Linked DNA regions of Homo sapiens: region 2 is linked to region 1. Evidence: read pairs that join two places in POLR2A ChIA-PET (ENCODE). Cell type or tissue: PC-9. All regions are shown on one strand. Links, peaks and the distances in the headings refer to the core of each region. The heading gives the core; the rest is flanking DNA.

The links. ChIA-PET counts read pairs that join two places held together with the same protein. Peaks named below come from ENCODE experiments on the same cell type or tissue, not always from the same donor. Only the 100,000 strongest peaks of a DNase experiment are listed, where the experiment ranks them.
Region 2: POLR2A ChIA-PET joins it to region 1 with 10 read pairs; 4 of 35 experiments call an interaction of 5 or more read pairs at or near these places.

What each region holds. Positions count from the first base shown.
Region 1 is chr17:57,897,560-57,902,939 of GRCh38, forward strand. The region is part of intron 1 of CUEDC1 (CUE domain containing 1); the gene reads right to left. Among named protein-coding and RNA genes, the nearest start is that of CUEDC1-AS1, 12 kb to the right of the region's middle. RefSeq lists a silencer at 1,409-1,703 and enhancers at 1,635-2,306, 2,307-2,977, 4,622-4,671. In PC-9, for the core only: no CTCF peak of the experiment used is centred there; DNase peaks (open chromatin) are centred at 2,462 and 3,912; H3K27ac peaks cover 2,341 bases.
Region 2 is chr17:58,026,657-58,032,036 of GRCh38, forward strand. No RefSeq gene overlaps it. Among named protein-coding and RNA genes, the nearest start is that of SRSF1, 22 kb to the left of the region's middle. In PC-9, for the core only: no CTCF peak of the experiment used is centred there; no DNase peak of the experiment used is centred there.

The DNA.
Region 1 (5,380 bases), core at 315-5,314:
CTCGTGAGGCTGAGGCAGGAGAATGGTGTGAACCCAGGAGGCGGAGCTTGCAGTGAGCCAAGACCGTGCCACTGCACTCCAGCCTGGTCTCAATGAAAAAAAAAAAAAAAAAAAGTTTTTCTAGAATGTCTTTACTCTCTAATTAAAACAAAATTTTACAAAACCTGAATTATGGCCAGGCGCGGTAGCTCACGCCTGTAATCCCAGCACTTTGGGAGGCTGAGGCGGGTGAATCACGAGGTCAGGAGTTTGAGACCAGCCTGGCCAACATGGTGAAACCCCGACTCTACTAAAAATACAAAACTTAGCTGGGCGTGGTGGCAGGTGCCTGTAATCTCAGCGACTCAGGAGGCTGGAGCAGGAGAATCGCTTGAAACCAGGATGCAGAGGTTGCAATGAGCCGAGATTGCACCACTGCACTCCAGCCTGGGCGACAGTGCGAGACTAGGTCTAAAAAAATAAAAACTGAATTGTGGTAGAAAAAATCTTAAGAAAGCAAACCCCAGAGCCTCCAGGGCTTTAAAACCTTTTCAATCCTAAGAATCCCAACCCAATCCTTCCTGCTCTGATCATTTAGGCAGGCTTTCTTCAGTCACTGCACCCCATGGTGCACCCTCCAACCTTGGTCAGGGACTCACCTGCCTCCTGCTGGGGATGCAGGGAAGGAATGAGGGCCGAGTGGACAAAGTGCTGGCTCATAGCATAGCTGTTTCAGAGGTAGAACCACAGTGTGGAGGGCCTGTTGGGGCACAACAGGGCTGGGGGTCTGGCCAGGAAGCTGCCGGTGGAGGGGAGACCACAAGTTGTTTACTGGTGCTATGTCTGGGGTAGGAAGCCATGGAGCGAGTGGTCAGGAGTGGGGCTTTAGCCTGAGTGGTCAGGAGTTGGGCAGTCCTCTGCTTACCTCCTGATCCTGCAGCTTATGGGGCAAGCAGGATTGCTCTGAGCAATCTGTAATATGGGGATACATATACCTTCTCAGATGGCGCTCCTGCAGGGGATTGACTGTGGTGGGCATGCACAGCACCCCACAAGGGAAGCTGTCAGTCAGAGGCAGCTGTTAGTAAGACTCTATGAGCACGGGCCATTCACACCCCAAGGCCACATAGTTCCAAGGGGCTGATTCTAGAGTCTGGCCCAGGCGTCTGGCCTGGGAATCCAGCCCTGAAGGGAGTGAATGTGGAGCACAAAGGCCTCCCCACTCAGGGACCTCCAGGACCTCAGGCTGAGAGGGCTCAGGGACCCCAAGGGAGGAGCAGGGAGCTGGGCCAGCAGCCCTGTGCCCATTCCTGCCCATACCCTGCCCTCCAGCTAAGCTTCCAAGGGTAGGAGAAGTGATTGGAATAATGCAGGGTGCCCACTCCTAACCAGGGGAAGGAGGTGGCTTGAAGGGGCCTGTCCCCCAAGGGAGGGGCTCCATGGGCTCTGGGCAGCAGGAGCACAGGCAGAGTGGCCCTCTCAGAAATGCCTTCTCTGGCAGCTGAGGAATGTAGGCCCAGGACAGAGGAACAGAGGCTGGGAGGGAGGGGTGGCTGGCCCAGGGCTGAGCTTCAAAAGAGCAGGCAGCAGCTGCGGCTGGGAGGCCGCCCGCCTCAGGCAGCCGGGACACCATCAGAAATTCCACCCAGAGTGAGAAGGGCCCAGCCCAGACAGCAGATGGGATAATTTAGAGCCACTCACTGCTGGGCCAGCTGCACCCCCCCAACCACAGACTGCTCCCTCCACCCGGCCTCAGCCCCTGCTCCGCCTGTGTAGCAGCAGCGATCCCCTTGCACAGTCAGGGGCGCCCAGAGCCCAGCTGCCCAGGTCCCCTCTCCTGCCCATCCACATACCCACGTGCCCACACGTATACTCTGGAGCTGCCACGGTTAGGGAGGCAGGAGAAACCTCATGTTTTCACTTCCACATGGTGCATGTTGCCAGAGGTCAGAGAGCCCAGTGGCTGCAGCACTGGGATTCGAACCCAGATCGTGAGACTCCTGGCCAGTGCTCTCTCCTTGTATGGGCACATACAGCAGCACATGCCAGCACACAGCTCACATGCCTGCATGTGCTAACAGGCTCCCACTCACTGCCACACACACCAGCTCACTCAACCCCATTCACTTGCACAGTGCCACATGCTCCTCCCAGGCCCTCGCAGCCATAGGACACAGACAACACTTTAGGATTTTTTTTGAACCGTCCCACACAGCCCAGGCACTCAATGTACTACTCCCCTCTTCGCCCAACTCTGAAGCTATGTTTTTAAAATTACAGTCACTCTTCTATACACACTCGCTAGTGCGCACTGACAGCACCCTCAGCCCTCCCACAGCCCACCCTCCAAGCCACCCCCTTCATTAGGCTGATAGCAGGGCCAGATGAGGCCCTGGGATCCCTCTCTTCCCCCATCTGCACCCAGAATGGGTTTTACAGCATTGGTAAGGTCAGGCTGACCTGACTTGCAGCAAAACTGGCCAGAACCAGGAAGTGGCACACCCTGGCCAAGACACCAGCTTCCTGGTTCCCTGCAGGCCCAGCTCCTAGAAGGCAGTGCAGGGAAGGACCTCAGGCCAGCTGGGGCTGGTAGCCTCAGCCCCAAATCTAACAATCAGGGGAAGGGGGCAAGAGCTTTTAGGGGTCCCATAACCAGCTTCCTTTCGCCTCCCGAGGGCCTCAATCTCTACTTCTAGAAAATGGAGAGAAACAGTCCCTGTTTGGTCTGATCATTGAAATCTTCCAGGGATATAGGTGGGGGCTGGGGGAGCCGGTCAGGACCAGAGAAAGGCACCACTGTTCTAGGCACAAACCAGGATGAGCCCTCTGCAGAAACAGCCTGCTGCATCCTAGTCCCCCAGGGATGGAAGGGTCTGTACACTTTCTTTAGCTACAGAACCAGAACCCCTTTCTTCAAATGAAACCCTCAGCAGAAGTCCATTATGTAAAGGCATTAAACAGAAACCTGCCCTCATCCACCCCCAGCAATTATGCATCATCAGAGAAGCTGCCATTTACCAAGTGCTAGGCAAAGTACTTCTCGTGCATCACATCATTTAATCCTCGTGACAATGTAGTAGTGCAGGTTATTACCTTCCACCATCATCATCACCATTTTATAGATAGATACACTGAGTCGTGTGTGACCTAGAGGTTGTCCAGGACTGCGCCACATTGAAATTGCATGTACATGTCAAGTCTCCTGACATACCACTTACTTGCAATGCATTTTAAAGCCTGGGTTTAATCCCTCATGCTCTCATCTTTAAAGCTGTTTGCATCTCTGCCTGTTCTGCTCACTGCTACTGATGAGGCTTCAGGAAATGCAATGAGCTTTTCCATCAGTCTAAGAAGTCAAATGTTCTTTGCACTATAGCAGGTGTATCTCAGAGGACGGTGGCGACCACCTTCCTCAGACTCCCCTGAGGTGTTTGCTAAGAACCCATATTCTCTAACCCACTATTAAATCAGAATCTCTGAGAACATGCTCTGGGGATGTGCTTTCTAACAAGCTCCCTGGGTCATTCTGATACACAGTAAATTGTGAGGACCACTCTCTTGCAAGGTGATGCAGTTCAGAGACCTGGATGCTGGTTTTGGTCCCATCACTAACTAGCCAAGTGACCTCGGACACATCATTTTACCTACTGGGCCTCCAGGTTTCCATCCGGAAAATGGGAGGGTAGGACTAAATAATCTCCAAGACTCTTTTCACCTCCAACATTCTCTGTGTCCACTCTAGGTTCCCAGCTGGTCCACAGGTATACAAACTGACTTTCACAGACTGCTTGGTCCCTGTAGCAGCCAGCGCACACTGTAGACACTCATGACATAAAGTTCCTGTCTAGTTGATTTAAGGAAACCTGAAAAAATACCTTACCTCTGGCTCTAGGCCCTAAACAGATGGCTTTTGGATCATCCATGCCACCTACCCCTCCCCTGAATATTTATTTTCTTCATTCCAGCCCCAGCCGTGAGCCAACCAGGACTCTGTAAACACTGAGTCTGCACACCTGGGCTTAGTCAACAGTCATCAAACAAAGGCACTGCCAAATCACCTCACAAGCCCAAACTTGCACCTACTCTGTCTGTCACAGGGAAGCAGCCACCTGGGAGGTGTGAATGGTGTGCTCCCCTTCTCCCAACACAGAATGGGCATGAGGGATTGGGCTGTATAGAGGATGTAGCCGGAACGGCCCCAGCCTACAAATGGGTTGCAAGTTTAATTAGACTTAAGGGATATGAGAAAACAGCATGAGAAGCAGCCAGCAGTTGCAAGAATCTTCCAGAAGCAGCTAGACATTTCTCAGTCCCTTGGCTTCTTCGATAATCATCATTAAAATATGATGCACTGGCCGGGCATGGTGGCTCACACCTGTAATCCCAGCACTTTGGGAGGCCGAGGCAGGCTAATCACCTGAGGTCAGGAGTTCAAGATCGGCCTGGACAACATGGTGAAACCCCATCTCTACTAAAAATACAAAAATTAGCCAGGCGTGGTGGCAGGTGCCTGTAATCCCAGCTACTCAGGAGGCTGAGGCAGGAGAATTGCTTGAGCCCAGGAGGCAGAGGTTGCAGGGAGGCAGAGGTTGCAGGGAGCCAAGATCACGCCATTGCACTCCAGCCTGGAAGACAAGAGCGAGACTCCACCTCAGAAAAAAAAAAACAAAAAACAAAAAACAAAAAAAACCATGATGCATTCAGTGCTTGAACCTGGGAGGCGGAGGTTGCAGTGACCTGAGATCACACCACTCACTCCAGCCTGGGCAACAGAGCGAGACCTCCATCTCAAAAAGAGAAACGATGATACATTCAGGTAGTGCTTGAACACTGCTTGCTGGTGGCAAACATATGACTGACTCGTCCTGCAAGGTCTGTGTATCCCTAACAGCAGAGTTGTGGGGATTAGCAGACCCACAGCCCGGACACGGGTTGAATTGAGATTCATGCTACCTTTGTGTATGGTGAACCTGTGTGCATGTGCAAAATAACTAAAGAGGAAGGATGAACAGGAAAGGCAAGGATGAAAACCCAGCTTCCACAGGGGAAACATCTGTGAATTGTAGCCAGGATCTGCTGATACTAGTCATTTGAGAATCCCAAGATAGATTATCCTCTCACTCTGACCACACTGACTGTCCACAATGATTGTGCTTTACGTGTGCACAGCACTCAACAGCTTAAGACGTTGCGGGAAAGTCCCCGAACGCTTTGCATTCAGCCAGGCTCCAGGTTGGGCACAAACCCTATAGCAGAGAGCTGGCCCAGGTGCCATGCCATCCTCACAACAATCCTATGAAGTAGGGACTGTTATTTTGCAGAGGAGGGGATTGAAGTACAGAGGAGTTAAATACCTTGCCCCAAGTCTCGCAGCCAGGAGTAACCAGGTCAGGATTCTACC
Region 2 (5,380 bases), core at 218-5,217, 130 kb after region 1:
GTTAGAGGACTGCTTTATTTTATTATTTTATTCTATTCTATTCTATATTTTATTTTATTTTTTATTTTATTTTATATTTTTTGAGACGGCGTCTGACTCTGGTGCCCAGGCTGGAGTACAGTGGCGCCATCTCAGCTCACTGCAACCTCTGCCTCCCAGGTTCAAGTGATTCTCCTGCCTCAGCCTCCTGAGTAGCTGGGATTACAGGCACGTGCCACCACACCCAGCTAATTTTTGAATTTTTAGTAGAGATGGATTTTCGCCAGGCTAGTCTCAAACTCCTGATCTCAGGTGATCCGCCTGCCTCTGCCTCTCAAAGTGCTGGGATTACAGGTGTGAGCCACCACGCCTGGCCAAGGACTGCTAGTTTAGATTGGAGGGGTGACCATGGAAAACTGCAGGTGTGGTATCTCTGGGCAGGAGGTGGGGAGAGAAGGAACTGGTAGATCATCTGACAGCATTGACCAACTGACCGTGTAAAACTTGCATGAAAACACTTCAATGTTGGGTAGTGTTGCAAGATTTAACTATAAGTTTAAGGTAATCTAAGTGCATGAAAAATGGGATCGATACATTCATACAGTGGAATATTGCTTAGCAATAAAAATGAATGAGCTATCAAACCATGAAAAGATATGGAAAAATCTTAAATGCATATTGCTAAGTGAAAGAGAGGAGTCTGAAAAAACTGCATGCTGTATTTCAATTATATGACATTTTGGAAAAGGCAAAATTACTGAAATGGTAAACAGATCAGTGGTCAACAGGGTCTCAAGGAGGAAGGTTGAATAGGTGAAGCAATCAGGGTTTTTTGGGGAGATGAAATGATTCTGCATGACACTGTAATAGTGAACATGAGACATTAGGCATTTGTTAAAACCCTAAAACTACTATACAAAAAGTAAAGTTTAATGTATGAAAATTTAAATCATTTAGGAGGTTGGGGGAACTCAGCACGAAATGCAGAATGTGACAAAGGAATCTAAATGTGTTGCGAACATACAAAGCAATCTTTCCAGAGAGGATGAGGGAATAAGGGTCTGACCTCTGTAACTTTGGAAATGAGTGGAGTCTGTAATTATAAGGCAAAAGGCATTCTATATAAACACCGTAAATATACTAGTTAATTAAAAAAAAACTAGTTGTTTCTCACAGGGATACAGGTTAAGAATTCCAAAATCATTATACATGTATATTGGAATTGAACAATTAAGAAAATGGATGGCCAATGGTGAAAGTGGGGTTCTCTTTGTTAGAAGGAAAGCTTACAGACAAGCAAGAGGCAGAGGCTAGAATAATCTGTGTGGTAATTAGAATTAGAGAAATCAGCATGAACTCGTGTTTACCTTAATATGGTTTGGATGTATGTCTCCACCAAAGCTCATGTTGAAATGAGATCCCCAATGTTAGAGGTGGAGCCTGATGAGAAATGTTTGGGTCTTGGGTGTGGATCCTTCATGAATGGATTGGTGCTGTCCTTGTGATAATGGGTGAGTTCTTGCTCAGTTAGTTCATGTGAGATCTGGTTGTTTAAAAGAGCCTGGGGCCAGGCGTGGTGGCTCACGCCTATAATCCCAGCATTTTGGGAAGCCAAGGCAGGCGGATCACGAGGTCAGGAGTTCCAGACCAGCCTGGCCAATATGGTGAAACTCCGTTTCCAGACCAGCCTGGCCCATATGGTGAAATTCCGTCTCTACTGAAAATACAAAAATTAGCCAGGTGTGGTGGTGTGTGCCTGTAGTCCCAGCTACTTGGGAAGCTGAGGAAGAAGAATCGCTTGAACCCAGGATGTGGAGGTTGCAGTGAGCCAAGATTGTGCCACTGCACTCCAGCCTGGGTGACAGATCAAGACTCTGTCTCAAAAACAAAACTAAACAAAACCAAACCATGAGGATTTAATAAAAGGACTCCTAAAGCTCTTTGCCAGAAAGAAGCCCCACTGCCACCCAGAGAAGGCAGAGGCAGGGAGAATTGCTTGAACCCAGGAGGCAGAGGCTGCAGTGAGCCAAGATCACATGGCTGCACTCCAGCCTGGGTGACAGAGCAAGTCTCTGCCTCAAAAAAAAAAAAAAAAAAAAAAGAGTCTGGGACCTCCCACTTTCTCTCTCTCTCTTGCTCTCTCTCTTGCCATGTGACATGCTTGCTGCTGCTTCACCATCCACCATGAGTAAAAGCTCCTTGGGGCCTCACCAGAAGCCAAGCAGATGCTAGTGTCATGCTTTCTATACAGCCTGCAGAATCTTGAGCCAACTGAATCTTTTTTCTTTATAAATTACCCAGCCTTAGGTATTTCTTTTTAGTAATGCAAAAACTGACTAACACAGATGGCTACATATATATATATTTATAAATATGCATATATATATATATACACACACATGTTAGTATACACACATATCTCTCCTTGCTCTGTCAGCTGAGAGGGCCTAGAAGCAAGACACCCCAGTAGCAATGAGCACACCTAGCACCCAGATCTTGGTTTCTAATACCATTCTCCAATAAAAGAGCCAGGGTTCCTTGGAAAAATGATTGATTGTAGGACTGGGACAGGAAATATACGTAATGAGTCTGGAGCATCTTTTAGTGCCGTAAAGTAAGAAAGTGCATACAAAACCAAAACCAAACTAAAAACCCACCATGAGGCCGGCCACGGTAGCTCATGGTGGTGGCATGTGCCTGTAATCCCAGCTACTCAGGAGGCTGAGGCAGGAGAATTGCTTGAACCCAGGAGGTGGAGGTTGCAGTGAGACGAGATCGCACCACTGCACTCCGGCCTGGGCAACAGAGCAAGACTCCGTCTCAAAAAAAGAAAGAAAGAAAGAAAGAAAGAAAGAAAAAAAAAAACCACCACAATAATGGGGATATGTATAAAGGATATAGGACCCAACTGACAGAGCACCCAATGGCCCAAGCTAAAACAATCTGAGAAATAACAAAGAAAAAAAATACACAAAGTAGTATTGGAGTATCACCAAAGTATAAATGATATAAATACATGATTAAATGTATTAGGAGCCCAGCCTGTGGTTTTCTTTTATAGTACAGTATAGAAATGAAGGGGGCAGGCTGGGTGTGGTGGCTCCTGCCTGTAATCCCAGCACTTTGGGAGGACGAGGCAGGTGGATCACCTGAGGTCAGGAGTTCAAGACCAGCCTGGCCAACATGGTGAAACCCTGTCTCTACTAAAAAATATAAAAATTAACCAGGTGTGGTGGTGGGTGCCTGTAGTCCCAGCTACTTGGGAGGCTGAGGCAGGGAGAATTGCTTGAACCAGGAGGCGGAGGTTGCAGTGAGCGGAGATCGCGCCACTGCACTCCAGCCTGGGTGACAGAGCGACACAACATCTAAAAAAAAAAGAAAAAAAAAAGACAAATGAAAAGGGGAAAGTAACTTTAGAGTGAAGAAAACTGATAAACTCCATCAAGCCATTCAATCAAGATTAACATCAACAATGATAAGTCATATTGATAACACGTAACCTTGGTATGGCATGATAAAAATGGCACTTTACTTCCGTGATCTTCCTCTTCAAAAATGTTACCCCTGTCTAATTACAAGAACATCAGACAAATCCTGATTGAGAGTCATTCTACAAAATGCCTGACCAGTAATCCTCAAAACTTTCAACATTATAAAAACAAAGAGAGTCTGGGAAACTATTATAACCAAGAGGAGTCTACAGAGACATGACAACTAAATGTAACAAAGTATCATGCGTGGGATCTTGGAACAGAAGAAGGACATTAGGGAAACACTGAGGAAATCTGAATGAAGTATTAACTTTAGTTAATAACAATGTATCATTAGTGTTTCATTAATTGTGACAGATATACCCACTAATGTAATATGAGAAACTGGGTGTGGGGTATATGGGATCTTTCTGTTTTATCTTCTCAACAACTCTGTGAACTAAAACTATTCTAAAATTTTAAGAGTTTATTTTTAACAATGAGGCAATATTGATTCTAAGAGAACCAAATGAACAAAAAATGAAGAAAAATCATAGTAAAACATTGGCTCAACCTTGAGCAATATTTACATCATCATCATAATTAAAATGTAAAACATGGGCCGGGTGCAGTGGCTCATGCCTGTAATCCCAGCACTTTGGAAAGCTGAGGCGGGTGGATCATGAGGTCAAGAGATCAAGACCATCCTGGCCAACATAGTGAAACCCCGTCTTTACTGAAAATACAAAAATTAGCCAGGCGGGGTGGCACGTGCCTGTAGTCCCTACAGCTACTCAGGAGGCTGAGGCAGGAGAATTGCTTGAACTTGGGAGGCAGAGGTTGCAGTGAGCCGAGATCGCGCCACTGCACTCCAGCCTGGCAACAGAACGAGACTCCGTCTCAAAAAAAAAAAAATAAAAAGTAAAACATGAATCCAAGCAAAATTGTGATATAAGTATATTTGGAAATAGGATGGGGGCTGTAAGAGAGTTAAACATTCTCATCTACCATAATAGGAAGTCATAGATGTTGTCTGCAATTGATGAAACAAGAGAGCAATATGCTATAGAAATATGGAAGTAATTACTAGAACTAAAAGATTGGAAATGCATGCTACTAGGAACTGATGGGGAACTATAGTTATTGTTGTTAAGCCTTAAATTATTATTTCATTTTTAAATTTTTATTTTTTTTATTTTTGAGACAGAGTCTCACTCTATTGCACAGACTGGAGTGCAGTGGTGTCATCTCAGCTCACTGCAACCTCAGCCTCCCTGGCTCAAGCCATCCTCCCACCTCAGCCCCCCAAGTAGCTGGGACTACAGACACATGCCACCACACCTGGCTAATTTTGTTGTTGTTGTTGCTGTTGTCATTGTTTGGTTTGTTTTGTACAGATGGGGTTTCACCATGTTACCCAAGTTGATCTTGAACTCTGAATCTGCCCACCTCAGCCTCTCAAAGTGTTGGTTTTACAGGCATGAGCTACTGCACTCAGCTTATTTCACTTTTTAAGTTATCTTTAAAAACATATTTACAGCCAGGCACAGTGGCTCACACCTGTAATCCCAGCATTTTGGGAGGCCAAGGCAGGCGGATCACGAGGTCAGGAGATCGAGACCATCCAGGCTAACATGGTGCAACTCCTTCTCTACTAAAAATACTAAAAATTAGCTGGGCGTGGTGGCATGCGCCTATAGTCCCAGCTACTTGGGAGGCTGAGGCAGGAGAATTGCTTGAACCTGGGAGGCGGAGGTTGCAGTGAGCTGAGATCGCGCCACTGCACTCTAGCCTGGGTGACAGAGTGAGACTCCATTTCAAACAAACAAACAAACAAACAAAAACATATTTACATCCCTAAGCATGGAGAACTTTGATTAAGGTTTTTAAAATATCGGCCACATGTGGTAGCTCACACCTGTAATCCTAGA